Linked DNA regions of Mus musculus: regions 2, 3, 4, 5 and 6 are each linked to region 1. Evidence: chromatin loops called from intact Hi-C (ENCODE). Cell type or tissue: gastrocnemius. All regions are shown on one strand.

Evidence for each region. A loop is a pair of places that touch in the nucleus more often than their neighbours do. Peaks named below come from ENCODE experiments on the same cell type or tissue, not always from the same donor. Only the 100,000 strongest peaks of a DNase experiment are listed, where the experiment ranks them.
Region 2: a loop joins it to region 1, with 5 times the contacts of the local background. A loop is called at or near these places in 5 of 42 quality-filtered maps.
Region 3: it touches region 1 in a loop (2.6-fold over the local background); 11 of 42 quality-filtered maps call a loop at or near these places.
Region 4: it touches region 1 in a loop (2.9-fold over the local background); 5 of 42 quality-filtered maps call a loop at or near these places.
Region 5: a loop joins it to region 1, with 2.0 times the contacts of the local background. A loop is called at or near these places in 4 of 42 quality-filtered maps.
Region 6: it touches region 1 in a loop (2.9-fold over the local background); 4 of 42 quality-filtered maps call a loop at or near these places.

The regions. Positions count from the first base shown.
Region 1 is chr8:13,103,027-13,108,026 of GRCm38, forward strand. It overlaps Pcid2 (PCI domain containing 2), which reads right to left and starts at 2,317. Exons shown (of 14, transcript NM_178708.3): 1 at 1,749-2,317. The coding sequence starts at 1,784. Cul4a (cullin 4A) reads left to right here and starts at 2,597. Exons shown (of 20, transcript NM_146207.3): 1 at 2,597-2,877; 2 at 3,168-3,283. The coding sequence starts at 2,730. In gastrocnemius, CTCF peaks have their summits at 1,842 and 2,455; DNase peaks (open chromatin) are centred at 1,877, 2,560 and 3,025; H3K4me3 peaks cover 3,418 bases; H3K27ac peaks cover 2,746 bases.
Region 2 is chr8:13,205,979-13,210,978 of GRCm38, forward strand. No RefSeq gene overlaps it. Among named protein-coding and RNA genes, the nearest start is that of 2810030D12Rik, 7.7 kb to the left of the region's middle. In gastrocnemius, a CTCF peak has its summit at 2,801 (motif pointing left); a DNase peak (open chromatin) is centred at 3,767; H3K4me3 peaks cover 925 bases; H3K27ac peaks cover 4,695 bases.
Region 3 is chr8:12,993,665-12,998,664 of GRCm38, forward strand. Mcf2l (mcf.2 transforming sequence-like) reads left to right here. Exons shown (of 31, transcript NM_178076.4): 5 at 165-284; 6 at 2,946-3,062; 7 at 3,582-3,731; 8 at 4,705-4,829. Among named protein-coding and RNA genes, the nearest start is that of F7, 30 kb to the right of the region's middle. In gastrocnemius, no CTCF peak of the experiment used is centred here; a DNase peak (open chromatin) is centred at 2,020; H3K4me3 peaks cover 1,121 bases; H3K27ac peaks cover 1,857 bases.
Region 4 is chr8:13,211,982-13,216,981 of GRCm38, forward strand. No RefSeq gene overlaps it. Among named protein-coding and RNA genes, the nearest start is that of 2810030D12Rik, 14 kb to the left of the region's middle. In gastrocnemius, a CTCF peak has its summit at 2,135 (motif pointing left); DNase peaks (open chromatin) are centred at 1,160 and 2,109; H3K4me3 peaks cover 525 bases; H3K27ac peaks cover 3,256 bases.
Region 5 is chr8:12,675,321-12,680,320 of GRCm38, forward strand. It overlaps 4931415C17Rik (RIKEN cDNA 4931415C17 gene), which reads left to right. Exons shown (of 2, transcript NR_166502.1): 2 at 2,254-3,905. Among named protein-coding and RNA genes, the nearest start is that of 4931415C17Rik, 5.4 kb to the left of the region's middle. In gastrocnemius, a CTCF peak has its summit at 2,431 (motif pointing left); a DNase peak (open chromatin) is centred at 2,409.
Region 6 is chr8:12,752,568-12,757,567 of GRCm38, forward strand. It overlaps Atp11a (ATPase, class VI, type 11A), which reads left to right and starts at 4,449. Exons shown (of 30, transcript NM_001293667.1): 1 at 4,449-4,785. The coding sequence starts at 4,747. Gm33587 (a long non-coding RNA gene) reads right to left here and starts at 4,329. Exons shown (of 3, transcript XR_378725.3): 1 at 4,120-4,329; 2 at 1,938-2,092; 3 at 1,256-1,592. In gastrocnemius, a CTCF peak has its summit at 2,903; DNase peaks (open chromatin) are centred at 1,747, 4,458 and 4,906; H3K4me3 peaks cover 1,174 bases; H3K27ac peaks cover 1,997 bases.

The DNA.
Region 1 (5,000 bases):
GAGCTGAAGGGGTCTGCAGCCCCATAGGAGGAACAACAATATGAACTAACCAGCAACCCCAGAGCTCCCAGGGACTAAACCACCAAAGAAAACACATGGTGGGACTCATGGCTCCAGCTGCATATGTAGCAGAGGATGGCCTAGTCAGTTATCAATGGGAGGAGAGGCCCTTGGTCCTGTGAAGGCTCTATGGCCCAGTGTAGGGGAAGGCCAGGGCCAGGAAGCCAGTGTGGGTGGGTTGGTGAGCAGGGGGAGAGGGAAAGGGGATGGGAATTTTCAGAAGGGAAACCAGGAAAGAGGACAACATTTGGAATGTAAATAAAGCAAATATCTACTGAAAAACAAAAAAACAAAAAATGTGCAAAACATTGGAAAATTAAAAGTTACATGCATCAGTGTCAAAGTTCTCAGGCTACTAAATGCATTGTGGTTACAGTGAATGTCCTTGTTCTTAGGGCTACGATGTCTGTGATGTTCTTTGGCTGTGGGTTCTGAATTAGAGGTAATTTATTACTGTTAACCTTAGGAAATGGAGTAAAGTTTCCTTCTAGTTTGACCTTGAAGAAAAGTGGACCTCACTCCTTGCTGTAAGGAGTAGACTCCTCAAGCTCCACGTTTCTCTCTTTGAAACATATGCAGGCTCCCCTTGCAGGCCATCAAAACATCACTATGGACTTGGGATAACCCGGAAGCAGCACAAGCATGCTGATGCCATGCCATTCCCTGTGACAGGAAAGAAAGACCTTTATTCCTGGCTCAAGCAGTCACAAGAGTAACAGGCTACTCTTAACCTTATTAACACCGGTAAGGATGGCAAAATTCAACCAACCTGACCCCAACAGCTTCTGGGAAATCAGCACAGGAATCATGGGGAAAGAGAGACAAGCAATTTGTTAACAGGTAGCCACTGGCCAAGGCTATTGCCAGTGTGTTGAAATAAAGACTGGTCTTTTGGCCAACAATGAGATCACTAAGGTTCAAGCGTGATCTCCAGAATTAGCATCTTGCTAAGTGTTAAACATGTGCACTGTAGAGCCAGTCTCTGATGCTTCTGAGCTGGGAAGACTTGGGTTAGCCGCCTACGGAGCTCTTCAAGGAGGGCCTTGTGATGGAATCAAAGAGAATACATATGCACACGCAGCACCGACAATAGTGCCGCTACTTAAGAAGCACACAAGTACTGCTTCTAGTACTGTAGTACCCAAAACTGAGCTGTTTGGGACAGGAAAAGGGGGCTTTGGTAATAGAGCTAAGCGCAAATCCAAGGTTCATAAGCAGCCATGAGCAGCAAGTGTAGTCAGTTAAAACGTTCATCAGTCTTCCCTATCTGGCTGCCCCTTGCACCAGGTGTGTTGCCTAGTGGGATTCACATCTTCAACACCCTAGAAGACGCAATCACGGCCCTCCACCCGGATGCAACAGTGTTTGCCTGTGCCACTCCCAGGCTTTAAGTAAAGCCTTGATGGGCACCGCTGCCAAGAGACACAACGTGCTTCGTGCGGACAGCAGCGCTGACTACACAGACAACCGTTTCTACAAGTGGCCCCGATCTTGCTACCTCCACCTCGGATCCTCCTCCTCCTGGTCCACCGGGCAGCACCTGCAACTTCCGAACAAGGCAGGCTGCCCACCGCGTGCAGCACACCCTCCTCGCCTCGAGGCCAGCCGCAGGACCCCCGGCACCGTCCGACCCGGCCCCAGGACTCACCCCTCGTGGCCCGTAGGCCAGGATACCAAGCGAAACCCACCTGCTGTAGGTACTGGTTAATGGTGATGTGCGCCATAGCGGCGGCCGCGGGTGTTGAGTGCCTCACTTCCGGCGCAGGTCCGTTTCCGCTCCTTGTCCCCACACGGTAACCTCTGCACGTTGGTTCCGGAGCGGGTGAAGGTGGAGCGAGCCGAGCCGAGCCGAGCCGAGCCGGTGGTGAGAGCACTTCTTTGGGGGCAGCTGTCAGCGCGGTCGCCGGGACGCCTCGGGTGCGGCGGGGGCGCGCGCGAGGGCGGAGGACTGACGTGGAGGAGTTCCCAACCGACTTGGGAACGTGTCCCTGGTCACGTCGGTGTGCTAGCGACCCGATTCCTCGCACCCCTCTCCCATGAGGGTGACCCGATCCCCAACCCTCCGTGTGCAGAGGCGCTCCTGACTCTCCCGGAACCAAAGTCCAGAGCCCACTGGGAAGGCGTCCCGCGCACTCCTAGGATGTGTTCCTGAGTCCTCCCACATCTCACACTGGGGCACCCCAGATAAATGGGTGCAGAGCATCCCGTCCCCAACCCCTCGGCGCGCTAGCGCACGGAGCAGCATCCCTGAGCATCCTAGGTGTAAGGTGATCCAGGAGGCAAGGTTGCCGGGTGCTTTTATCCACTCAAGTCCTCGCCGGGGTGTCCTCGTCACGGCCCTCGACGTGACGTGGGGCGGCGAGCTCCGGAGCCCTCGGTGCAGGTGTCACGGCGCCCTCTCGCGAGCATTCGTTGTAGAACGCCTGCGAGTCCCCGAGCCCTCCTTGGGCGGAGTTCGCGCATAGGAGGAGGAGCCGGATCGTTCCGGTGCGCGCCGCGGCGGTTGGGCCTCGGGCGCGCGGACCCGGCCGCGAGCAGAAAGAGGAGGAGCCGAGCGCTCACGGGCGGAGCCCGACAGCAGCAGGAGGAGGAGCCGGGCGCGCACGGAGCGGGCGCAGGGCAGGAGGAGGAGCCGGGCGGCGCGGGGCGGGGCGGCGTCCGGCCCAGCCATGGCGGACGAGGGCCCTCGGAAGGGCAGCGTCTCGGCTCTCATGGGCCGCACCAACGGCCTCACCAAGCCCGCGGCGTTGGCCGGTGGCCCCGCCAAGCCGGGGGGCACGGGAGGCTCCAGGAAGCTGGTCATCAAGAACTTCCGAGGTGGGTGCGCTCCGGTGAGGAGCGAACGGGGCGGCCGGCGGGTCGCGCGCTCGGACAGGGCCTCCTGGGGCTGCCCGGCAGGCCCTGTCCCCGCGCCCCGGCCCGCCTGGTTCCCGCACTGTCCCGTCTCGGCGCCGCAACCCGACTTGTCCCTGCACCTCACGCTCCGCCACGTCCCCGCGCCCCAGCTGGCCCCGATCCCGCACCTCCTGGCTAGCCCGGCCGGGCCCTGCCTCGGTGCCCCGGCCTGTGCTGTCCCCGCGCGGCCGTTGACCCTCTCTCCCCCACAGACAGGCCGCGGCTGCCTGACAACTACACTCAGGACACGTGGCGGAAGCTTCACGAAGCGGTCAAGGCCATCCAGAGCAGCACATCCATCAGGTACAACCTGGAGGAGCTGTACCAGGTGAGCGGCGGCGAGGGCCTGCGAGCACCTGGCTGGGTTCCTCCTCCAGCAGCCACCGGGGCCAACGCTAGGGAGGCCCGCCCGTCCGCCCGCCCGCCCGGGGAGAAGCTGCGGCCCGAGCCTTCCCTAGCGGAAGCCGCGAAACCCTGGGTCAGCAGGTGTTTCTATGGATCGCCGCCCTGGATTAGTGCTGTGTGTTGAGGCTTAGACCAGGCTGCTTAGGAGGTGTACGTTTTCCCAGCGCCAGAAGAAAGGAGGTGTTTGGAGCTAAGAGGCACAGAGCCCCCAGCAGTCTTCAGTGTTATCAGAGTGCCAGTGTGTTATACATGGAACTCAGTACGGCCCCACTTGCTAGTAGGGTCCCTGGGTTGTGACACACACACCCCCTCCCCAACACACACACACTGTTTTGTAGTTTAATTATTGCAAATAAGGTTGCAGACAGATTCTGGTAGGGTTTTTGTTTTGTTTTGTTTTGTTTTTTTTTGAGACAGGGTTTCTCTGTGTTGCTCTGGCTGTCCTGGAACTCACTCTGTAGACCAGGCTGGCCTTGAACTCAGAACTCCACCTGCCTCTGCCTCCCGAGTGCTGGGATTAAAGGTGTGCGCCACCACGCCCGGCGATTCTGGTAGTTTTAACTTAAAGACAAGTTGTGTCTGCAACAGGGGGGGAAAATCATCCGAAGTACATTTTGCTGTTTCAAGCACACTTTTCTGTCATGGTTTTATACAATAACTGCTAAATATTCTGTGTTTTAGTTTGTGATAGAACAAATAATTACTTATATGTTACTTAAAAGTTACCTAAGAGGCTTGTTTTATCCTGGTTACAAACTGAGTGTATTGTAAGTTACAGAAAGCACAAGAAGAAAAGTAAGCAGTGGTACCCGAAGGAACCTGTGGCAGGCCCATCACTCCCAACCCCAAACTCCCAAATCCAAAACTTGTAGTGCACTCATGAAAAAAAGACCCACACCTGACTTCCTCTGCTGGGCCTCAGACAGAACACAGTATATGCTAAAACTGTTGAATAAAATGACCATCGAGCTAGGGCCAGCCAGATGACCCAGTAGGTAAAGCGCTGGCAGAGCCAGCTTGACAACTTGTGTTCGAACCTCAGAACCCTCAAAAAGGTGGAAGGAGAAAACTGACTGGAGACGCATCCCCAGACCTCCAGCCTCTTGACGTGACACAAGCACCCACACATACACTTGGTGTACACACACAATGATAAAACAAGGGATATGGGGTACGAGTCAGCTTTGTGTCTGTTTACACTTGATTCTCAGTACCCAGATACATCATTGTGTATGTGCAAGTATTAATCCGGAAGAAAAACATCTGAAATCCACAACACTAGTAGCCCCAAGCATTCTGGGTAAGGGACCACTGGCCGATGGTGACGGATTGGTGTATATGTGTCTGTTCTTTGTCTTAAGTTTGTGAGTTGATTGTGTATTGAAGGAGAGGATTTTATTTAAGGTTTTGTTTTTGTTTTGTTTAGACAGGGCTCACTGTGTAGCCTTGGCTATTCTAGAACTCACTGTGAACAGTCTGACTTACAGAGATCTTCCTGCCTCTGTCTCTTGGTGCTGGAATTAACATTATGCACTACTACACCCGCCTAAAGATTTGCTTTTATTTTTATTATTTTAAGTATGTGCCTATGTGTAGGTGTGCATATGAATACAGTGTTGGGGGCATGTGACATGTGCTCC
Region 2 (5,000 bases), 100 kb after region 1:
AGGGTCTTAGGAAGGACTGGCTTAGCTCAGCCAGACCTGTGAGAGTGACTTCAACAGGTCACTTGACTTACAGGAGAAAGCAGGGTGGCAGCATGACCAACCTCAGGTCCCCATGCCTTTGAGCTGGCGACTTCATCCCTGTGAGATCCTGAAGTCTGGGGCTGGAGAGATGGCTCAGGGGTTAAGAGCACTGAAAGAGGCACTGACTGCTCTTCCAAAGGTCCTGAGTTCAAATCCCAGCAACCACATGGTGGCTCACAACCATCCATAATGAGATCTGACAAGCCCTCTTGTTGTGTCTGAAGACAGTTACAGTGTACTTACATATAATAAATAATTCTATAAAAAAAAAGAGAGAGAGATCCTGAAGTCACCGAATGTAGAGTCACCTGAGCAGATGCAAAAGGCACTCCCAGCGCCTGGCAGCCCATCCCCTGAGATTGTATCCAAGGGAACTTTAAAGAAAGCAAACAGGTTTAGGGTGGTGAATGGGTGGGGCTTGGGGAAGCTGGGTGGGTCCAGACCTGCCAGTTCCCTGAATGGATCTCCGAAGGGTCATCATGAAGCTGGGGACTGGCTCCAAATGCAGCTTGTAAAACAGAGTGTGTGTTAGTCATATAAAATAATGGGTTTCCTTCTGACATCACCGTGCACGTGCTTTATAACCTACTGGCCCAGAGCTGACCCCCATCCTTGTAGGCAGAGCCTACTCCCATCAGCCTCTTGTGGCCTGATTATCTCTGTGGGGAGGTTAGCAAGTAGGAGACAAGCATCTGTCCCTTTTAAGGACACCACACTGTTTTTTACCATATTCTTCCCTGGGTGGAATTGCCTTGACAGCATTCTGAAGGCCCTTGAGAGAGATTAGAGATGAAAGTCTCTGAAGCTGCTAATCCCATGATTTGGGAGGCAGAGGCAGGGGAATTACTAGTTTGAGAGGAGTATGAGTAAGATTTTGTCTGGGGATTGGGAGAAGAGGAGTGGAAGGGGGAAGGAGGAGGAAGAAGGAAGGAGAGAGAAGAGGGGGAGGGGAGGGGAGAGGGGGAGGGGAAGGAGGCAGGGGTGGGGAGAGGAGTAGGAAAAGAAAAAGCTAGGCAGACAACCTATTGACAATTCCCTGGGGGACAGAAGACCTCTCTGGTTCAGAGTTTGGGTCACTGTGGTTCTCCACCTCTGGACAGCATGACCAGACAGAACACAGCCCTGTCATGGAAAGCCAAAGGAAAAGCACATTTCCCTAGCAGTCCTGTGGAAGGACTGTCATCCAGATATTCCCACCACACACCCTGCCTCTCCTCCCATGGCTTCAGGATAACGAGATGATATTGTTTCTTTTTTCTTTTTGACTTCTACATTTCATGTAAATGTATGCCTATCTCAATTAGGTTTTGACAGTTCTTGGGGAATATGCACGAAATTTCCCAGAAAGGAGTTGCTTTTTCAAGTTGAACCTTCTGCGAGGAGACTGATCAACCAATGTGGAGAGGTTGGAATGTTGCAAGTTCAGAGCCAACTTATCTCAGGCCATCTTTAATCTCTCCTGACAGTCCTCGAAGCTATGTGACAGAGGTGGAGCACCTGGAATGCATAGAGAACCAGGTTCCCTTTGGAAAATATTCACTCGCTTCCACCAGCCCAAACCCGAAGGTACCATCAGTACGTGAGGCCTACAACAGGGTTCTCTGTTTTCCTGTAGCCAGCCTCTCTGATGCTCCCAACAATGTATTTGAAAAGCACCTTGATTCATTTTTATTTATTTATGACTTTATTCCATTACTAGAGAAACTTCGTAAAACTGCTTCCACACTGTTAACCCAGAATTTAGGGGAAACTAACTCTCTCTGGGTTCCATGGTCACGGCCATGGTCACTCACATTTATCTCCAAAATAAACGTCTCTTATCTTCTCTGAGAGAGGGAGAGAGAGAGAGAAAGTGTTATGGTTTTGATTTGATAGGAGTTTGAGGCCAGCCTGGGTTTGAGACATGAGGTCCTGTCTCAAAATAAAGAGAAATAATAAAAATTAAAACAGAGCCAGCAAGTAGGCTCAGGAGGTTAAAAAACCAAATGTTCACATAACCTCATGGCCTGAGCCCCATCCCCAGAGCCCGTGTAAATAAGCCAGATACAATGGCTGACATCTGTAACCCCAGCAGCTCTATGTCAAGACGAAAGATGGAGACAGAAGCTCTTGGGCCAGCTTACCTGGAGCACACTACATGCCAGAAACAAGAAGGGAAACCCTGCCCCAAAACCAGTGGAAGAAGAGAATCGACTCTTGAAAGTGGTCCTCTGACCTTCACACACACAGTGTGGCACTCATACACCCACACTCACACGAGCACACACATGTGCACACACAGTGATAATAAAATGTTAAAATAGACCAGTATAGCTAGTCATGGCGGCTCATGACTAGATCACGTATAGATCAGGTATAGCTAGTCATGCCTGGACTAGGGATGCTGAGGCAGAAGGATTATGAATTTGAGGCCAGCCTGGGCTATATAGGAGTTCATGGCCAACCTGGGCCACCTAGTGAGACTATATCTTGAAGAAGAGGAGGGGCTGGCTCAGTGGTTAAGAGCACCAACTGCTCTTTCAGAGGTCCTGAGTTCAATTCCCAGCAACCACATGGTGGCTCACAACCATCTATAATGGGATCTGATGCCTTCTTCTGGTTCTGGTGTGTTTGAAAATAGCTACAGTATACTCATGTACATAAAATAAATAATTCAGAGAGAGAGAGAGAGAGAGAGAATTGAAGGAGCAGGGTACAGGCTTTGACTGCCACCTTCTGGGTGTGAGCAGCCAGCCTTGGCAGTGTCTGTTTAGACACAGGAACAGTGGGACCATCTAGGGACAACAGTGCCTCTGGCTTTCTTGCCCTGCTGCAGAACAGTGACTAAGCACATTTGGAGACTGTGGTCCCTGTAAGGAAATGCTACTTCTGAGATACCTAAATATGAAAACTAATAGGTTGCAGTATTTATCAGCCTTGGAAATGAGACACTGAGAAAGGCTTGGTCCAGCTTCCAGGGTTGGGTCTATGTCTTGGTGGGTTTAACGGAATCCTGGGTGGTGTCAGGCCTCCGGAAAATGCAGAATTGTCAGCCTCACCCTGTTCCTTGAAGAAGTCACCTGCTCCTCCCCACAGGGAACATCTGTGCCAAGAGGCTCCTCCCCCATGGAGAATGCGACTCTCCCTGCCTCTCCCCTGTCAGCTGGCCAGAGCAGCCTGGAGAGCATCCGTCAGCTTGCCAGCTGCACGCCTGCCCTTCTTTCTCAATCTAGCTTAAGTTTAATTTAATATTTTTGATTTGCATAGAAAGTAACAGGTGCCCTCGTGACATTTTTCAAACATGCTTGCTTTTGGTTGACCAACCTCTCCCCCTGCTCCTGCCCATCTCCCTGATTTGGGTTTATTTCTTTGTTTTACATTCATTTGTGTTATTATTTATTGTGTGCCTGTGTGCACATATACATGCACAGGTGCACATGCATGTTCTTGCACACACACATGTGGAAGTCAGAGGGCAGCTCCCTGGAGACAGTTCTCTTATCCAACAATCTCTTCCACAGTGTGGGGTTCAGGTATTGAACTCAGATAGTCAGACTACATAGCCCTGGCTGGTTTCACACTTCTGGTGATTCTCCGGCTTCAGACTCTTGGATGCTGGGATTACAAGCATGCACCTATAGCAAGCCATGCCCTCCCTGTGCATTAGCATCTGGTACATAATCTTGGGGACTGGTGTGTCGTAAACACACACGTCAAGCACAGCGGGCAGCTTGGCCATTTGTCAAGTAGCAGCCTGGTGTCTTTGTGGCGTAGACTGGAGGTGGCACTGGGAAGCCAGGGACTAACCCTGAATGAAGCTGACTTAATTAGGGTTCTTGTTCTTGATGTAAGGTCAAAGCAAGAAGCTCAGATGCCCATAAAGGGTGGCCTGCACTCCAGTGGGGACTAACCTCACAAGTTCTGAGCACTGGGACTCTGGCCTGTTTATTTTTAGAAGCTGTTGACATTTATCAACAGCCAGTTCCACCCCTGCCACTCCTTAAGCCAAAGCCTTACTTACAGCTGTCTGAAAGCATAGGCAAAAGACAGTGTTGGCTCCCAGCCTCTCCCACCCCTACTGAATCCTGTCCACCAATGTCAGGGCTGCACTGTGTTTTGTTTGTTTGTTTGTTTTTATTTTTATTAATTTTTAAATATTATTTTTTTCCATTTTTTATTAGGTATTTAGCTCATTTACATTTCCAATGCTATACCAAAAGTCCCCCATACCCACCCACCCCCACTCCCCTACCCACCCACTCCCTCTTTTTGGCCCTGGCGTTCCCCTGTAGTGGGGCATATAAAGTTTGCGTGTCCAATGGGCCTCTCTTTCCAGTGATGGCCGACTAGGCCATCTTTTGATACATATGCAGCTAGAGTTAAGAGCTCCGGGGTACTGGTTATTTAAATATTATTTATTTATTTATTATTATTTATATGCGTACACTATAGCTGACTTTAGATACACCCCAGAGCTTGAGCTATGAGCCACTCCACATGGGTGCTGGGATTCCACCTCCAGCCCGGTTGACTGAGCAGTCCTTTAGCGGCTGATCCATCTTCCCAGCCCATACCCTCTTAAAGCTGGCAGAGTACAAACAACAGCTTTGGGATCGTCCTGAGTGTGGACTAAAGACTGGCTCAATAGCTGCGCATCCATCCCCACCATCCCCTTCTTCCCACAGCACAGCTCGGCTTCCTGCTCTGCACAGGCACTGCCACTCCTGTGTGCTGTCTGTCCATCCAGATGCCTCACCTGATAGAACCCTGCTCACTTTCCTCTGTGTTTTTTTATTTCCTTCATCTTCTGTCATCAAGGGTGATGGGAGTGTAGGTCCCAGGGTGTGAACATGGTTTTGTTACTTTTTGTTTCAGCGTGGACACAGTTTTGTTACTTTTGTCTCAGGCGCTTCACCAGATGCACTCGGGCTGTTCCATTT
Region 3 (5,000 bases), 110 kb before region 1:
AGAGCCTTGCTCCATATGAGTCCATTCTGAGTACTCCACACTGGGAGTGGATCACCCTTTGACAGTGTCGATGCAGAAGCCCCACTGTCAGCTGCAGTGGCAGGCCCATTGCATGGCCTAGGCCACACGTGGCAAATGCTCCAGGCCCTCCTTGTGTCTTGCAGGCATCTTTCCCAGCCAACCTGCAGCTTGTCCTTGTTCTTCGGCCCACGGGCTTTTTCCAGAGGACTCTCTCGGACATTGCCTTCAAGTTCAACAGAGATGAGTTTAAGATGAAAGTGCCGGTGAGTGCTCGCTTGAGCCGTGTCAGCAGAAGCGAGCTTTAAGTACATTCTTGGCATGTGGTAAAGTCTCACAAAGTGACCTAGCAAATAAAACCCCAGAGATTTGGTTGGAAGCAACACTGCCCCTGAGCTCTGGCAGTGGAAGCTTAGTGGGCTCCACTTCCCTTGAGCCCTGCCCCGCCCAAGCTAGTGGTCCATCCATTCAAGGCAACAGCCTTGGGTAGGTCCCAGGGGATAACTGCATCAGAATACTGTAAGTCACCTACTGTCCTATGCCAGCCCACTGTGAGGGGCACACCCCAAACATCTCAGAGAAAGGGAGGCTGGTGGAGGGCATCTGTGTGTCCTGAGGCCATGGAGGGCACCTAAGCTGCTAGCCACACATGTGCTGGACCTCAGCCAGCCGCAACCCAGCAGGGGAGTTCCTCCCTTACCTCCATGTCTCCCACCAGCATGGGTCAGCCCTTCTCATCCCCCACTGAGAAAGGACCCTCGTGGTACTCTACTCCCCTCAAAAACCAAGACCAAGATAAACCAAGATAAAGTTCCTGAAAGCACACACTTCACAGCCGTGACTCCTGGCACCCAGGAGCTGCCAGAGAGTGACCCTAGGAGTCTGGTTCTTTTTCACAAAGAGAATGGGAGCACAGGGACCATTTGCCAGGCTGTGGGACCCACACACACACACACACACACACACACACACACACACACCAGCAGTGTCACCCAGATGGCTTTTGGAAATAGAATTTGGGCTGGTCGCTGTCCACAATGCTGTCTGCTGTGTCTCGGGTTTCAGGTGGCGGATACCTTCTCTTTCCCAACTGTCTAAAGCCTCTGTCCACCCCTCACACCAGCTCCCTGACTGGCTAGAGCCCTTCAAAGCAGCAACAATGGAGGCTGGGCTCGCTACCCACCCTGCCCTGCCCCTACAGCAGTCTTCCTCAAGAATCAGAGTAATGGCTAGGGAAGAATGCTCAGCCCCCCCCAAGTCCTGAAGGGGTGACTGTGACTCTCTAAGAGTCGAGAATTGGTAGCTCCGAGAATAACTGGCCCCCAGGTCTATGGGAAGATACTCAACCCCATGTCTCATGGCATCTCTTTCTAGACAGCCCACTTCTTAGACCTAGTCAAGGACAGAACCACTCTCTGCAATTGATCACCTAGCTAGAGGTCAAGTCCTGATCCCCAAACTAGATATGGGAGACACATTCATAGCTCTTGCTACTGAGCCCCATGGATGCTGGAGTGACACTCTGCCCCTCCCCTCTTATGATCAGATGACGTCAATGTGCCTGGCCCTTCCCCACCTTCAGCAAGTAAGCCACACTAACAACAGTTTCCCTTACTTCTGAACGTGATGGGAAAATAAGGTTGAGGCCATCTATGATAGTGTGTGGTCTCTTTTATAAAACTATTTCATCGTATTATGTTAATAGGTGTTAAAATGGGTTTACAGAAACTGTCCTGGCACCAGTAAGCTCACAGACCAATCTTAGATAAATTCTAGAATTATCGGAGAATTTGGCTTTTAGAAGGTATCTGATACCTTTTCCACTTTACTGATCTCATGGCAAGAGAGCTCTGTAGAAGCACTCTGGGCTCCTCACCTTCTCTGTTATGATTGGAAATGTATCACACACACACACACACACACACACACACACACACGTACTAAGGTTAAGGATAGAGGCTTCCTTGAGTTACCCAATCCGTCTTTGGCTTACTGGCTATGAGCCAAGGTTGCTTGGCAGCATGTGGATACATTTATTAGAAGAACCAAGAGAAAATGGAGCAGCTCTGTGAGAACTCTGTTTTCCAGCTCAAACTGAGAGTCTAATGCTTTTGTATCTGGCCGTCGTACTTCAGTGGGGACCTAACATCTAGACTGCTTCTCAGCACTGGGAATGGCTCCTTGCTGGGAAACTCGGTTCCCAGCAACCCTGACTTCCGCCCAGAAGTCACCAGAGCATTTTCTCTATTGTAACAACCAGGTTGTCTCTAGACATCCCCAGTAGAGAGCCCCCGCTTTACACTGACTCAGTGTTGAATAATAGATGTCAGGGTATCAAATAACATCTGCACCGAGCCTTTGGAAGTTTATTCTGTAGTATCTGCCTGACAGCTTACAAAGCAAAGTCTTTATTTTCATCTAAAACTCATGGTAGAATGGCCTCAGAAAGGACAAGAGAAAGGTGAGGGCCAGCTACAGATGAAGAGCTTGGCTGGCTGCTGCGACCACACAAAGTAGGACCCTTTCGGAACTGTCAATCTAATGAGAGGGGAGTCTGTCTGGCTCTGCTGCTAAATTGATTCTCACCAGTGCCTAAAATGATGTTAGTGGCGTTCTCATCAGGAACCAGCATAAACTGGTTTCTTAGGAAGCAAAACTCTATTCCCTCAGCATACTGAGCTCCTTGCCAGAGAAAGTACTGCCACCCGTGGCTCATGTCCAGTGGCCTCACTGAGTCCCCACCATCTCCCAGTGAGATCTGTCAGAATGTGCCCATCGTATAGATGAGGAAACCAAGGAACAATTTGAATAAGAGGCTTGCATGGGGCCTGTCGACCAGAGGGCGGAGCTGGCCCCATTCAAGTCAGAAGCCAGAGCCACTGTGACGTCCGGGGCAGGGTGCCTGATGCTGCTCCCCTCTCTCACAGGTCATGATGCTAAGCTCAGTGCCAGAACTACACGGCTACATTGATAAGTCGCAGCTGACCGAGGACCTCGGGGGGACCCTGGACTACTGCCACTCCAGGTGGCTGTGCCACCGCACAGTGAGTGGGCCTGGGTGCTCTGCAGCCCTGTTCTCATTACTTCATAGGCCGGCAGAATAGTTTTCACATGACAACACTGCCTTTTAAAAACACGCTCACATGAAGTTCCTTCCCCAAGAATGAGGAGATGGTCTCTGTAGACCTTAGTCACTGTAAAGAGAGACCATGAGTAATGACCCTGGGTGCGGCTCTCTCTGAGCTTAGAGGGAAAAAAAACCCTGCCAAGCTCTGTGTTGTGGTCTGGACACTCACAAGTCTCCTATCAAGGAGCTGGAGGTGGACACCCTGAGTACAGAATGACCCCGGGCGACAGGGATATTTGCAAAGCCTGCCTTGTACATTTCTGAAGGAGCGTTAAGTTGAGACACTCACCAGAAGGTATTTGCTGGCACCCGTGTGTCTACAGGGCTTGGGGGCCACCCTCTCCTTTCCAAGAACAGTCATGGTGTCAGCTTTCAGAGCTGCAGGCTGCCACGGCCCTGTGCAGGATTCTGTGACCGTGTTCTCCCTCCTCCCCAGGCAATTGAAAGCTTCGCCCTGATGGTGAAGCAGACAGCCCAGATGCTGCAGGCCTTTGGGACCGAGCTGGCTGAAACAGAGCTGCCGAATGACGTCCAGTCAACCAGCCTGGTGCTCAGCGCACACACAGAGAAGAAGGCCAAAGTGAAGGTGAGTGTGGCTTGTGGGGCTGGGGTTCAGAGCAGGGCAATTTGATCCTAGACACAAGATGTCAGATGAGTTGCCACGCGGAAGGGCCAGAAGTAAATGTGTCTCTGGGGCTCTTGATAGGACACTGAGAACTGGCCATAGCCCTGTCAAAGCCCCATAGACAAGCCCTGTTAGAATGTGTGTGCGTGGATGGACAGCACCCTTGAGCCCAGAAAACCTGGGGGGCTTCAGAGTCTGTCCAAAGCCAAGACCAGAGCACTTCTCTGGTGGGTGTGCCCTGTAGGGGGCCGGGCAGCTCCAGTGTAACCAGGCAGGGCGTCTGCCAGTTCCTCTCACGGGTGACTGATGGAGTTGTGGTTGAATTTGCTGCATAAAATACCATTGTGCTACAAGCTCCCATGGCTTTCTGGGGTCAAGACATCCTGCATCACTGATGGCTTTGACATGGCAGGGTCTGGGTGGCTGTAAGCTGTCGTGTCCTGAAGATAATTCCCCATCTCTGCAAGGCATGTCTCTCACACCTTCGAAATGGCTTTTGCCTGTAAAAGGCCAGCTATAGGAGATGCGCAAAAGTCGGGTTTCCAAAAGTTGCTTTTGACCTCATCCCCGTGCCCCGAGTGACCCGAACCCTAGCTTTGCCACAGCAAGCAGCAGTGGTGCCATCCTTGCTAGTGTATGTTTTTGTTTTTAAATTAATTCTTTGAGGATCATATATAAGTATACAGTGTCCTCGACAGTTTTAAGTGCTCTGTGTGATCACCCACAGTGCACAGTGTTCCCACCCCATGCTAGCCCCACCTACTCACTGTCGAGACCTGAGCCCAGCCAGCTGGCTGCAGTGCAAACCCTGTGTTCTCTCTCTCTCTCTCTCTCTCTCTCTCTCTCTCTCTCTCTCTCTCTCTCTCTCTCTCTCTCTCTCTCTCTCTCTCTCTCCCTCTCTCCCTCTCTCTCTCTCCAACCCCCACCCCCGCAGGAAGATCTGCAGTTAGCACTGAAGGAGGGGAACAGCATCCTGGAGAGCCTCAGAGAGCCACTGGCTGAGAGCGCGGCCCACAGTGTGAACCAGGACCAGCTGGACAATCAGGCCACCGTGCAGAGGTAAGGCCCACACCTGCCTGCCCTCCCGTGCTCTGGCCAAGGTGCAAGACTTCCACAGATACATAGCCACTGTGAAAACACTCGACTACCAGCCAAAACGATTGCAACAGATCCCAAGTAGGTAGCCCTCTGGCCAGCCTCCCATGCTAAAGAAGGGGAGGGGGGAGTTCA
Region 4 (5,000 bases), 110 kb after region 1:
AATAAATAAATAAATAAATAAATTTTGTTGCCTGTTGCTGCTGCTGTGTTTGAGACTTTATTTTTCTGTTTTTAAAAAAGGATTTATTTATTTATTTGAGCACACTGTAGCTATTTTCAGACACACCAGAAGACGGCAACAGCTTCCATTACAGATGGTTGTGAGCCACCATGTGGTTGCTGGGAATTGAACTCAGGACCTCTGGAAGAGCAGTCAGTGCTCTTAACTGCTGAGCCATCTCTCCAGCCCTCTTTATTTTTCTTTTATGAGTGTTTTGATGCATATACATGCACCACAAGCATGAAGTACCAAAGGAGGCCAGAGGAATGCATCGGCACCCCTGGGAATGGAGTTACAGACAGTTGTAAGGCACTATATGCTGGGAACTGAGCCCAGGTCCTCTACAAGAGCAGCAAATGCTCTTGACCACAGAACTGTGTCTTAAGTACCATGCCTTTTAATTCTGGTAAATCCTCACATTCTCCTAGCAACATAGAAATATGACCTATATACAATAAAACTCACCCACTTGATGTTTCCAGTTTTCAGTGGCTCTGCTGTGTGAGCCTCAGAACAGTGTATCTTTCAATGCCCAGATGGCTGCATGACCCTAAACTCTTCCTCGTGGATGGTCGTCACACAGAGGCTTTTCAAGGGCAGAGGTGAGCATCAGCGTCCTATCCACCGGGTGCTGCGGGTGCTGTTGTTTCTGCTATCATTGAGGCTGTGCTGGGCATTACTGAGGCTGTTGGAGTACCATGGACATCGGGTCTGCACCTCAGCAGGTCCATGTTTGCTTTACTCTTCTGTCCCTTTAATCTCGTATCTCCTCAGTTCTTTGATTATTGGTGCTTTGTGGAAGTGCATGCGTGCGTGCGTGCGTGCGTGCGTGTGTGTGTGTGTGTGTGTGTGTGTGTGTGTTGTGCATTTCTTGTAGCTTCTTGCTGTGAATGGACCCATGTCTTCCTTACACATAGGAATGTTTGTCCCATAAGGCAAACTCTGCCTCTTCTCTTTTTTGTTTTGTTGCGGGCGGGGGGCGGGGGCGGGGGCGGGGGGCGGGGGGCGGGGGCGGGGGGCGGGGCGGGGGGCGGGGCGGGGGGGAGTATGTCCAGGCTTCACGCCTTGCTGGCTAGCGTCCAGGAGACCTACCTTGTCACCTAAAGAGTGAAAGCTTGAGGTCCTGCCCCGTGTTGGTAAGGAGATGCATCAGGATGACAAGCCTTTGCCACCAGAAACCCTCGGGAGTTTTTCCACGTAATGAACCTCCACGCAGGTCAATCTGAGTCTGCACTCCGCTGCTCCAGAGGAGTTGAAGAGCAAAGATGGTCACTGATCTTGTTTCCCATTTTTCTCCCAGTCAGAACCTCTGGTGGCAGAGATGTTTGTGTAGTCACATGGTGGACCCAATGCTTGTTGTTATGTCCCAGCACACGATCAGGAGTCCCCTGACCCTTCAGGCCTTCAGGAGGGGTCACCATGACCTAGCAAGCGTATCTGTTCTCCTCATTGCTCTAGCTGCCGCGTGGTACCTGCTCACTGGGGTGCTCAGTGGTTGCTGACCACAGAAAGCCCACAGATGACTATTTTCTGCCATCTGCTTCATCTGTGGTGGTTTCACCTCATCCTGCGGCCTTCTGTTGAACTCTCAGAGGCACTGAGGAGCCCTGACAGAGGGCAGGAAGTGGCTAAACGAGAGTGCTTTTCCATCCTCTCAAGGCAGAACAAAACCACAATACTCCCCTCTGCTGAAGGGGCCATTTTGGGGGCTGGGCCAGGGGCCGGAAGTATGTTCCTCCTAGAAGACAACATCAGGCCAGGGCATGGAAGGCCCAACCCCTGCCACAACCATACCAGTAGGCATTGTGCTCAGCAATGTTTTAGTGCTAAATGCAGTGTCCCATTTAGAGTTCTAGGTCTTACCCCATCTCCCTAGAAACCCAGGCAATGACCTGTGAATTTGTGTGCCATGCCTGCCCCTCCCCCATGCTCCATTCACCTCAGTTTTAGTCTGGTAAAGTCGCAGGGCCACGGAGAGTGGCAGCAGCTGGTTGTACTTGCTGGGTTTGCACAATTGCAGCTGTGCCCTGTAGCCCTGCCAATGCTGCCATCTGGAGGTTAGCAGTGCCCCCTGGTGGCGCCTGAGAATCAAGAGTCACGGGGACCTGGGTACAGAAAACTGGACAGGCACACTGATCCACCACATGACTTCAGGGCCTCCCAGTCTCTCACAATGTCCAGCACCCAGCTCAGAGAACAGAATCTAGATGTAGAGAACCCGAGGACATGGGGAAAAGTCACAGGGGAAAGGCAGAGGCAAGGGGATTTCCCACTCCCTTAGTGTCACTGGGACTGAACCATTGAAGTAGCCCTCAGCAAAATGGAGCCAAAACCCCTCTGCACAAAGGCAGGTTGCTGCCTGTAGCCCTCTGCGCTTGTATGGGAAGTGTCTCAACGCCACCACGCCCGGCTATCTCAACGCTTTCTTAGCAGGAGTCTGCACACGGATTTTCTAGCAGGCTACTACTCTGAGTTAATTAGTGATGATGCGCTTTTGGATGCATGGAGCAAGTTCCATGCCTGGCAGTGGTGGAGCATGTGCATGCTTTTAATCCTAGCACTCAGGAGGCAGAGGCGGAGGTGGAGGCAGGAGGATATCTGTGAGTTCAAGGCCAGCCTGGTCCACAGAGTGAGTTTCAGGACAGCCAGGGCTACATAGAGAAATTCTGTCTCAACCAATAACTAACTAACTAACTAACTAAATAAATAAATAAATAAATAAATAGTAAAAAATAAATAAAAAATAAAAGCTCTTATTGTCATCATAGAGTCAGCTAAACCATAGCCACAGCCACCACTCAGCAGACTAACACACAAGCGAGCAGTCCTTGGTGTGATCAGTGCTTTCTCATAATGTTTAGAAAAGTACAAAGACTTCCATTAAGAACTTTCAAACTTAAGGCTGAAGAGATGGCTCAGTGGTTAAGAGCACTGGCTACTCTTCCAAAGGACCCAGGGGTTCAATTCCAAGCATCCACATGGTAGTCTCAACTGTGTGTAATTCCAGTTACGGGGGTGGGAGGGCTGACATCCTCACAGAGACATCCATGCAGGTAGAACACCAATGTTAATAAAATAAAAGAATAAAAAGGTGAAAAAAAGAGTTTTCACAATTAAAATATATCTATAGAAAGGTTGGGTCAAGGCTCAGTGAGGGCTTTCCTCTCTGGACTAGAAGTCGCCAGATCACCCCAAGCTCTGGCCACGGGTAGGTCCTCAGCTCCTTAGGTCCTGTTACTCTCTTCACTAAGAGAAGGGCTTGTACACACAGGGGAGGGCTCCCATCCCTGGGACAGAGTCCCTTCTCATTTCAGAGTGAAGGGTCCTCCCCTTTGTACTTTATCATAGGAAGAGACTGACAGCTGACTGCTTTAGAGGGAGGGAGGGGGAGGAGGGAGGGGAGGAGGGAGGGAGAAGGAGGAGGGAGGGGAGGAGGGAAGGAGACTTTCAGTGGGCTGTGACAACTGGTATTCCCTTCACTTCTTTTCTGCCCTGCCTCCTTGAGTGTCCTGGGCTACTTAGATGTCCGGCCACATTGTATCACCACTGAAGTAGCAAGTCACCCAAGTGTGGCCTTGACACATACTAGAAGAACCTGTCCATCTCTGGCTAAGAGTTAACCTCAACAAAAGGGTTGTTAGATGATGTTAAATGTTGCTGATAAAACTGTTGGTGAGGGCTGGTGAGATGGCTCAGCGGTTAAGAGCACTGACTGTTCTTCCAGAGGTCCTGAATTCAATTCCCAGCAACCACATGGTGGCTCACAACCACCATAATCAGATCTGAAGACAGCTACAGTGTAGTTACATATAATAAAGAAATATAAAAAAAAACCTGTTGATGAGGGACTGGAGAGATGGCTCAGCCGTTAAGAGCACCAGTTCTTCCAAAGGTCCTGAGTTCAAATACCAGCAACCACATGGTGACTCACAAGCATCTGTAATGAGATCTGACACCCTCAAATGTGACACCCTGAAGTGTGTCTGAAGACAGCTACAGTGAACTCACACATAATAATAAATGAATCTTTAGGCCGAGCAAAGGTCCTGAATTCAATTCCCAGCAACCACATGATGGCTCACAACCATCTGTACAGCTACAGTGTACTCATATACATATAAGTAAATCTTTTTTTAAAAGCCCTGTTGATGATACACCTCGATTGAAAGCACGCCTTTTGCTGTTGAGATTGTCAGCCTTAGACTTGCCCCTGGAGCCCTGGCTATATTTAGGAAGCAGTGCCTGACATACATTCACTGAGCTGCGCTTATGCAGCGCCAGCTGCCCTGAGTTCTCCAAAGGAGGCCCGAGGAAGCCATATTGCAGCCACAGGCGCTCTCTGCTTATGAACTTAAGCTCTTGGAGCTGCAGCTGTAGGCCCAGCTCCAACCATTTCATCTGCGACAGACTTTATTTATGCCATTCCAACCGTCACTGAACTCTAGAGAGCCCTACAGCCTTTCTACCTACACCAGAGGAGGAGCCTTTCCTGTGCTAGCCCAGCAGAAGGCCTGTGATTGGGGCAAACACAGTCTTTTATTTGCATAGGAGGACTGCTGTGGTCAGCCAAGAGTAGTTTTTCGTTTGCACTTCGGGACTGCGCTACAGGTAATGCAAGGCCCGTAGTTTCCCTTAGAGGTTTGCTGTGATTGCCACAGAAGTCCTTTCTTTGACCATCTAAGCAAGCCGTATGGCTCAGCTGGCGAGAGCCCTTCCTAAGATGCCTTCCCTGAGGATGCAACATTAGGCTCAATAAACTGTGTTTGTCAAGTGCTCTCTTTTGTTTGCGTTTAGTAGAGCTGGCTGAGCTGATAGCAGGAAAACGGAGCAGTAGAAGCAGCAAAAGGAGAATGAGTGGTGGCCAACAGGCCCAGAACAGTGACGCTTGCTTCAATTAACAGCAGCAGCACCTACAACAGGATTCGGATACACAGGCCTGG
Region 5 (5,000 bases), 430 kb before region 1:
CCAGAGGTCCTGAGTTCAAATCCCAGCAACCACATGGTGGCTCACAACCATCTGTAATGAGATCTTATGCCCTCTTCTGCTGTGTCTGAAGATAGCTACAGTGTACTTACATATAATAATAAATAAATAAATCTTTTTTTAAAAAAAAAAGAGCAAAAAAGGCTGACCTAAGCAAGATGGCTTTTACAGAGACCATCTACTCAGCAGACTCAGCCCTGTTAGTCCCACATGGTAGAGACAGTACCTTAAAGTCTCATGCACCCCATAAAATGCTGACTGGCAAGAAAACTAGGACCTCAGCAGGACACTAGACTCAAGGGAGACATAAGACTCATTTGACTGTGTTCCTAGCCCACTCAAGGGTCTGTCAATGCAGAATGAAGTCCCTCCAGGCTCTGCCTCAGTCAAGACATGTAAGTTCACATAAGCTGAGCAGACATAGGGAAGACCCGAGAAGCCAGGTATAAAAGTCAGGTGAGAGTATAAGATGAGTGGAAAGAGTAGTCACCCAACACAAGGCAGTTTTCTGGACACAGTTTGAGTCCAGAAAAAAATAAGTGCAAACTTGCAAACATATGGAGAAATAATAGCAGGGGCAGTAGGGGTGGGGGGCTCAGGCCAAAGGCACAGAAATGGGCACTGAGGGCAGAACCATGGGAGAAAGGTACACTTCAGGTAAGCATACCGGTCCTCACATACACAAAGGGCCAACGAGGCAGTGAACACAAGAGCGCAGTGAGGACCCATGGGAGCCTGGCAGGCCGGGTTTGAACCCATGGACTGATGGAGGGAGAGAACCGGCCACATAAAGTTGTCAAGTTGTCGTCTGACCTCCACACACGCCTTGTTGCATGCACACATCTGTACTCTGAGTTCTGACTGGTCAACATAAAAAAAATCAGTGATTTTGAGAAAAGTGGCAGACCTCACCTCGTGCCTCCAGAGATGAACATCTGCAGAGATCATCCAGTACTCTGCATGAGAGATTTCTCTGTCTCTCCCTCCCCCTGCCATCTGCTTATTTAGTCAATAGCTTGTGGGTGTTAGTGTAATAGCTATTTTCTCAAACTATAACTGAACACCCAGGAAGCTTCAGGAAGAATGTATTCCAGCCAGCAGTTTGAGAGTACAGTCCACTACCATGTCAGGGAAAGAGTCAGGGCTGCAGCCAGAGCACAAGGCCATCTGCTCACATTTCAGTCCACCAGGAAACAGGACATGAAGTAGGGCCAACGCACCCAGAGTCCTGTTCTTTCCAGTGAGGCCTCATGTCCCGGTGTTTCCATAGTCTTCCAAGGTAGTACTACCAGCAGCCAGTGTGGAAGCCAGGACTACGGGGAGCAGCCCTGCACTACATGTGCCATTGGTCACTGATTCCCCTTCCCTATCAACAGCACTGGAAAGTGGAGGGAAAGTGCGCAGCTAGGCAAGCTGATTCCTGCATTGCTATAATCCTGCTGTGTGGCTGTCACAGAACTGCGTAAGCACCCTGAAACATAACTAACCGAGCTGTAGTATGGCCACCACCAGAACTGTGGCAGTAAATCTAAGACCTCCTAAACAGCTATGGGAAGTGCATTCTAACAATCTGAACCTCCACTTTTGAATGCATTGCTTCGTGAGGAAAACCTACAGGTGAGACCATTTCTCTCAGCAATATGGAAACATTGGCCTTATCACATTGGACCTGCCTGTAGGGAGTGAAGGCATTGCTGGAGTTCCTGTTACGGCAGAGCTCGGCTTCTTCAATTGGCCAGATTACCATGATCACCACAGTACAGCACAGCACAGCACACCTAATGGGGACTGCGCCACAAAAATAAAACTTAGCAACAGAGTTTAATTCTAAAGCCCGCATTGAAGTCATGATAGACTATAAGATACAGTTGCGCTTCTCATTGTAACACATTAATAAATTAGAAGATTGATTTAAAAAACAAAACAAAAACAAACCCTCACCAGGTAACCTCACGGTGACCCAGAGCTATGGGTGCTGCTCAGAGTTCAAAAAACAAAAACATGTGATCCTCCCAAAGCCCCCTGGGTGCTTCGAGTGAGTGTAAGTTCCCTGTAGCTCTTTTTCGAGCTCCTGTGTCTAGCCTTGCCATGATCAGAACTATTTTTGAAAAGATGTCCTTTACTATAGTTCCTGCAGGGAAACCCCACACTCCGGTTACAACAGGTCCCTACGGGGTGGGCGAGGTGCCAGAAAAAATCTGCCTGTGGTCCAGTCTTCTTTTGTCTCATCTCCAGGCTACACCAGAAGAGAGGGAGACTGGCCTGCGCCTTTTGGAACCTAAGGTGTTGCACCTGGGCGCACCCTACCTGAGGAGGTTCAACTATGCATCATTCTGCCTACTTCATACAGGTGGCTGAGGCTGGAGGCGGATGCTCGGAGCACTGATCCATCCATTAGCTGGCCTGTGCTGCCCTCTGCCGGCCAGTGGGGTTTAACAGCCACCCTAAGCCGAGAGAGACCTGGAATTGGAGCCAGCTGACTGCTTTGAGAGAAAACCTGTTAGGAATGGACTTTTGAGGGCGTTCCCTTTCCTGTGCAAGTGAGTTTTGGTCCTACAGAGGAAGGGTAAAGCTGGGAAAGTGGCTTGTTTTCATAAAGTCTGTGAGGCGCTTCCACTCAGGTGCCGAAAGGGAGATCAGGAGGTAGCAGTGTTCCAAGAAGCCCTCTAACCAACGATTTCCAATCTTCCCACCGGTGGCAAAACTCCCAGAGGGCACAGTTTCAAGATTCAGTTTTTCCACCTTTAAAACGGAGACGAATGTGACCTTGCAGGATTTTGAGAGGGTGAGGATTTCTGTAAAGTGCCAGTGAGGTGTGCAAGCCCTGTCCCTGTGTAAGTGTAGCTGCCAAGCCTCATCAAAGAAGGTTCTCTTTACACCTAACAGAGACCGTCCCAGAAGACAGCTCGATACAATGCAAGATCACCAGATCCCAACAGATACATCTGCATCACAGCTCCTGCATCCACGGCCGAGGGAACTTGGAGGAAGTAGGCGTGGGAAGATTGTAAGAGCCTGTATACCAAGAAGTCTGCCGTGAGCATCTCTCCTGGAAATGGCTGCATAAACTAGACCGAAGCAGTGGCATATCTGATGGACATGTTAACGTGGAAGGGAGAGGTTTTCTTGGGGTTCCACCCCTAGACAAAGACCTACAGGCCACTAGTGGCTGCTGGGAGAGAGAGTTAGCTACTCCCAGAGATGGACCCCTTTATTTGTTGCACAATGCAGAGTGGTCAGCCTTGAAACCATATACAGCAGCAAAAGGAACAGGCTTAGCAGGTTGTATTTACATATAATTGTGAATACACATACATACTAATCTATAGATGTATGTGAAAATAATTTTTAAAGAAGGGTACTTAACTTGAGCACTGGGGCTTGAGAGGGACTGGAGGACAGAGATCTGGCAGGGGCTGGAAGAAAGTGAGGGGAGCGATGTAATTCTATTGTTAAAATGTATTTTTTAAGTGCCTGTGAGGGGCTGGAGACATGGCTCAGCAGTTAAGAATGCTGAATTCTCCTGCAGATGACTAGGTTCAGTTCTGAACACTCGCATGCCAGCTCACAACCATCTATCTGTAACTCCACATCCAGGGATCTGACCCTTCTGACTTCAGTGGCTCCCAGATGCCCAAAGTACACACACATACACATACAAATAGAATCGGTATATAATTAAGAGTGCCTGCAGACACCTAGAAATGGCAGCTGTGAAGAAGGACATGTAATTTTCACTAAATGTCAGGATGAGAAATTTATCAAGATTCTGTTACAGGTTTTCAGGGTCAAAGCCTGGGTGCTGAAAGTCTAAACTTGACTGTTTATGCACAGTATGTTTGTGCTGTGCCCTGTATGTCAATTAAAGATACAAGCAATAATAAAAATCAGAGAACATTTTATTGAGTGTGTCCACATGGGAAAGAGAAGAAAGGGCCCAGTGACACTCAAGTGTACTTCTGGATTCTGACAGGAGGCTTAAACAGGCAGGGGTGTTCCTGACTACACAGTCCTGGCCAAGGTGTGGTCCTGCTCCTCACTGGCCCGGCATTGTCTAAGCTCCAGTCTCTCCGGTAAGGTGCCCTGACAAGCAGGAACTCTGGGAGGTCTCCTTCTGAGAGGCAGGCTCCTCCCCTGGATGCCGCCAAGGCTTTATGCTTTCCTCTCCCCCAGAGGGATCCCTGAGGAAATGTTCTTGAGGTTCATGATTTAAACCATCAGATACTCACAGGAGTAGGCCTAAGTGTTTGTTCAGAACGTTGTCTCTCCTATCAGGATGGTTATAATTCCCTCAGGCTCATCTCATCACACCGTGTTCATTTCAAAACAAAATCTAGGGGACCTGGAGAGATGTTTCAGTGGCTAAGAGCAACTACTGCTTTCCCAGAGGACCCAAGTTAGGTGCCCTGCACCCATGTCAGGCTCACGGCTGCCGGTAACTGCAGATCCAGCACCCTCTCTGGCCTCTAAACACACTTGCACTTAATATACTCATACACCTCACACAGACAGGTAACTTAGGATACAGCAAAAAAAAGTTTAAAGAAAGGAACATCATTTATCAACACATGGATAGCTGTTACACCATTTCCTGTATTAAAAATGGATCAAAGATAACCTAAAATTTAGCCAAGAACCTGCAGGGGTGACCTGACTTTAATAGTGGGCTCAGCGAGGTCTGGCTGGGTGATCGCTCACAGTCTCAGCCAGGAAAGCTAGTCTTGTCCACAAGTCCTGGAGCTTTCAATAGTCACAAATTACAATGACATTGTCTTCGTCAGGATTTCAGTTGCTGTGATGAGACACCATGACCAGAGGAACTTGGAGACGAAAGGGTTAATTCAGCTTACGCTTCCACGTCACAGTCCATCACTGAAGGAAGTCAGGACAGGAGCTCAAATAGGGCAGGAACCAGAGCTGATGCAGTGGCCCTAGGTGGCATGCTGCTTACTGACTTGTTCCCCATGGCTGCCTTAGCCTGC
Region 6 (5,000 bases), 350 kb before region 1:
CCTGGCTGTCCTGGAACTCACTCTGTAGACCAGGCTGGCCTCAAACTCAGAAATCCTCCTGCCTCTGCCTCCCAAGTACTAGGATTAAAGGCGTGTGCCACCACTGCCCTGCTGGTGTACACTTTTAATCTCAACACTTGGAAGATTTGAGAGGCAGAGGCAGGTAGATTGTGAATTTGGGGCTAGCCTGAATGTGCTAGGCTTTTAAAATATTTTATTTATTTGTTAGTTTATTTATTTATTATTTTGTCAATTTGACACAGATCTAAAGGTACCTGGGAAGAGGGCATCTCAACTGAGAAACTGGCCTGCAGGTAAGTCTGTCAGGCATTTTCTTGATTGATGCTTGATGTGGAAGGGCCCAGCCCACAGGAGCAGTGCTGCCTCTGGTCAGGCCATACTGTGTGGTACAAAAAAAGCAGGCTGAACAAAGCATCAGGAGCAAGCCAGTAAGCAGTCCACAGCACAGCTCTGCTTCAGCTCCCGCCTGGAGGTCCCCACCCTGGCTTCCCTCAGTGATGGAGTGTGAGCCGAGAGTTGTAAAAATACAAACCCTTTCCTCCCCAAGCTATTTTTGGTCAGAGTGCTTGATCATAGCTACAGAAACCCTAACCAAGCCTCTGGGCTATGTGGTGAAACCCTGTCTGAGAATAAATGAGTAAACTGGTATCACCCACAAATACCCCCGAGGTACATTCCAGGGAAGTGTTGCAGAACCTGGCTGCTAGCATGATCCCAGGGGCATCCAGAGTCTGGGACCTCAGTCCACAGAGTTTGTACACAGTCACGGGAACCCTTGGATGAACTTCTGTAGACCGTAAGCTTTTCTTTTCATTGGCAGTGCTTCACGGCCTCCCTTTGTTCTTCCTGCTGAAGAAACGGCAGTCTACGTGTAATTTAATCTTTCCACAATTTGTTGAGAACCTGTACATACAAGATCCCTAGCTGTGCCAGAGTGGGAGATCGATGACTGTAGCCATCCCCAACAAAACCTTCCTCAGCAGCTCAGGGCTCAGCATGCCGTAGCTGCCAGTTTTAGAAAGCCCTGGTGGGGAATGGTTGGGACAGAGAGGGCCATCTCGGGCAAGCATCATTAAAAAGACTTCCCCAAGTGACCATCTTCTACAGGGTTAGACAAACTGCTTTGAGCAAATGAGTACATGGTCTCACTGGTGGCACGAAACTTTAGTGACTCTGAGGGGAGAAGCCATTACCTGCGACTAAAGGAGACTGAAATTAACCAAAGAAAGATAATCCAATAAGAGTTTATTCTGAAGAAGAAGATTCCAGACAAATGGTCTTGTACAGGGCCCAGGAAATAAGATGTCCTCCCATCGGACATGGCTTGCTGTCTTGGGGCAAAGCAGCTGTGGTGGCCAGAGGCTCTCATGGAAATGTGGCTTACTGGTGTTCCTTATGGAGGGAGGCAGAAGCCTATGATCTCAGTTTCTCCAGAAGAGTGTGGCCGAGCGAACGCTCTGGGGCCTCCAAACTCAGCCTTTAGTGGTTCTGTAGTGTTCATTTTGTCTCTTGAGGAACCAAGCCATTGTGTGAAGAAGCCCAGGCTAGCTCACAGAGTAGTAAGAAGCCATCTGAAAAGAATGACCTGCTCTTCCAGTAACCCCCAGTCCCCACCTCAGGGACACTGCACACGTGACTTGAGCTATGACGACATTCCTACCTTGGCAGAGCCTCCAAAAGAATATAGTAGCTTACAGATTTCCAGCCAACACCAGGGAGGGCAGAACAACCTGCCAAGTCTGGGAGAGCTGGCCAGCGCCGGCTCCCTACTGCTTCAATTGCTTGTTACACAGCACTGACTAACAGGCTCACAGAATGAGTTAGAGTTTCTGGTATTTTAACAGAGTCTTAACTTCTTTTTCACGGGTTTAAAGTTAAAGTGCTAACATCTGTTGGTAATGGAAAACCCAACTCACCTGGTATTACATTCACTCTTTACCAAGTTTCTGGTTAGCCTGGGTTAATGGGTCTATGACATCCTAGGCTCCTCTCACTTTGGTCATGCTTCTGTCCCCAGCAAGAATGCGTTCCTCTGGCTACCTCCTCTGGTCCTCTGGTGTCTGAAAAGAGACTGCAAAGCAGTAAGCAGCACCTCCAGACAACAGCATCCATTCTTAAAAGAGAAACACATGCTTTCTTTTTTGTTGGTTTTTTGTTTTTGTTTTTTGTTTGCTTTGAATCCTCCTTTTCTTTTCTTTTCTTTTCTTTTCTTTTCTTTTCTTTTCTTTTCTTTTCTTTTCTTATTAGATATTTTCTTTATTTACATTTTAAATGTTATCCCCTTTCCTGGTTTCCCCTCCGAAAACCCCCTATCCCCTGCCCCCTTCCCCTGCTCACTAACCTGCCCACTCCTACTTCCTGGCCCTGGCCTTCCTCTACACTGGGGCTTAGAACCTTCACAAGACCAAGGGCCTCTCCTCCCATTGATGACTGACTAGGCCATCCTCTGCTTACATAGGCAGCTGGAGCCATGAGTCCCACACCATGCGTTTTCTTTGATTGGTGGTTTAGTCCCAGGGAGCGCTGGGGTTACTGGTTAGTTCATATTGCTGTTCCTCCTATGGGGCTGCAAACCCCTTCAGCTCCTTGGGTCCTTTCTCTAGCTCCTTCATTGGGGACCCTGTGCTCCGTCCAATGGATGGCTGTGAGCATCCACTTCTGTATTTGTCAGGCACTGGCAGAGCCTCTCAGGAGACAGCTATATCAGGCTCCTGTCAGCAGGCTCTTGTTGGCATCCACAACATGTCTGGGGGATCCATCCCATATACAATAAACTCTCGATTTCTTAAAAGCAAGGAAACCTTCCTAAACAGCCTCCAGCATGTTCCTCTATGTGTTAATTAGCAAGTCAGCCACTTGCTAGAATGAATGGTGTCAGCTGGAGGGAGCCAGAGAGTCCTGAGCCCCACAAAGGGTGAAGGCTCAGAGGATGAAGTCACTCACTCCTGTTGCACCACCAGGGAAGTGCTTTGCTCTGTATGAAGAATAAGCTAGACACCAGGGCTCACTCCTGTGTTCCAACACTTCAGAGGCTGAGGCAGGATGTTTGTATAGAGTTTGAGACCAGCCTAGAATGAAGATTCGGTCTCAAAAATCCAAACAAGAAAAAAGAAAGGAAGGAAGGAAATGAAACATTCCTCCAAGTAGAACATTCTCTAAGGATAGATAGGAAGGCTTTATCCTGAGGCACATCTGTGCCAGGAATACCCACTGCAATTGTAATTGGCCAATAGCCTACAATTTGGCCCAGCAGTCATGGTAGGAAAGAGATAGAGCATCAGAGACACATGAACAGCCCAGTCAGGCCCACTGAGGCCAGCAGCTAGTCCCTAGACATAGAGGCCTGCTGTCCTCAAGAGTCCACACCACAGCTAGGAGTACCAATGAGCGCTGACTGCCAACTCCACCAGGCTCACAGCAAGTCCAGGAAGCCCGGAGAGAAAACCCTTTGCCCTGAGGCTGGCTGGGTGTCTGTAGCTGGTGCTCCGTGGTGAGCACTGGTGTAGAACTTAGGTAGAAAACAGGGTAGAAGGCGGTGGTGGCTCAGGAGATCAGTTTAGTCACTGGCACCATTGCCACCAGTGTCTAATCCAAACCATAGCAAAGTCAGATCTCCTCCACACCCTGTCAGAACGCTCTCAAATACATTCCTAATCCTCAGGTCTGGTGCTCCTGATCGGCCACTGCAGATCCCTCGTCTCTGGTTCTACCGTTATCAGAAGCAAAAGCAAGGGATGTGGAACCAGTAAACATTAGCTAGATTACGGCTGGGCTGGAGGTAAGGAAGGTTGTTCAGCCATGTGCCACTTCACACCTAGGCAGCAAAGAACCACCTTCCCTGGGTGCTAGCCATGGTGATACAGTTGTAAGGTAGAAGCAGGAAGCATTTGACAGGGGGCTGGACCACAAGGTAAAACCCAGGACTGTGGAGGGTCTTCCCTGAGGCCTGGTTTCTGGAAGGCAGGACAGAGACTGGGCCCCAGGAGTAGGTAGAGGTAGAGAGTAGTGAGTCATGAGAGCTGGATCAGGACGTGTTTGGTTTGGTCTCCAAGGGAGTCAGTCCCAAAAGGGGTGGTAATGTTCGCTCCCTGTAGCCACCTGAGGATCCTGTGTCTTCTGTCCACGCCACGGCAGGAGGTGTGACCCCCCCCCCCCCCCCGCAGGCCTAGGGACCCAGGCCCATGGCACTCGCCATGGAGTCCTGGGCTCACAGCCAGGCTTCCGTTTTAGAAGAGGAGTGAACGGGGCGGGGGTGGAGAAGGGGTGGATCAGCACCCGACGAGCCACGCGGGGGCGATGACAGCCCCCCCCGCCCCCCCTCCCCCAGTCCCGCAGGGAGGCGGAAGCAACAGGGCGGCGGCGACGCGCTAGGGAGTCGCGGCGCGCGCGGGGCCGGGGCGGGGGCTGCGGCGCGCGCATGCTCACACGCGCCCGTGACGCGCGGGGCGCAGCGGGGCAGAGCCGGCTCCAGAGGCGCGGCGGCCGCGGGAGGAGCAGGCGCGGAGCATCGAGCGCAGGCCGCGTCGGCCCGACGGGAGTAGCGCCGGGCGCAGGCCGCCTCCTCCGAGCCGCCTGCGCGCGGGCCGAGACCCTTGGCCGCCGCCGGCGGGGCATGAGCGCGGAGGGGCCGCGGCCGCCCCCCGCGCCGCCCAGGCCGTGACCGGGCGGGGGGCGGCTGCGCTAGCGCCCGCAGCCCAGGGGCTCGCGGAGCCGGGAGCGATAACCATGGACTGCAGTCTATTGAGGACGCTCGTGCGCAGATACGTGAGTGGCTCTCTGTGATGGGTCCGGGGTCCGGGGTCCGGGTCTGGGTCAGGGTTCAGGCCCGGAACGTCCCGCCGTCGGGTCCCCGCCGCGCTCCACCTGCGCTCGGCCAGGCCCACCCGGAAGGCAGTTGCAGCCGGGTCGATCCCGGGGTCGAGGGACATCCATCCTTATGGGGGTTGCGCTCAGCCCCAGCGGGGCGGGCCGACGCGGGG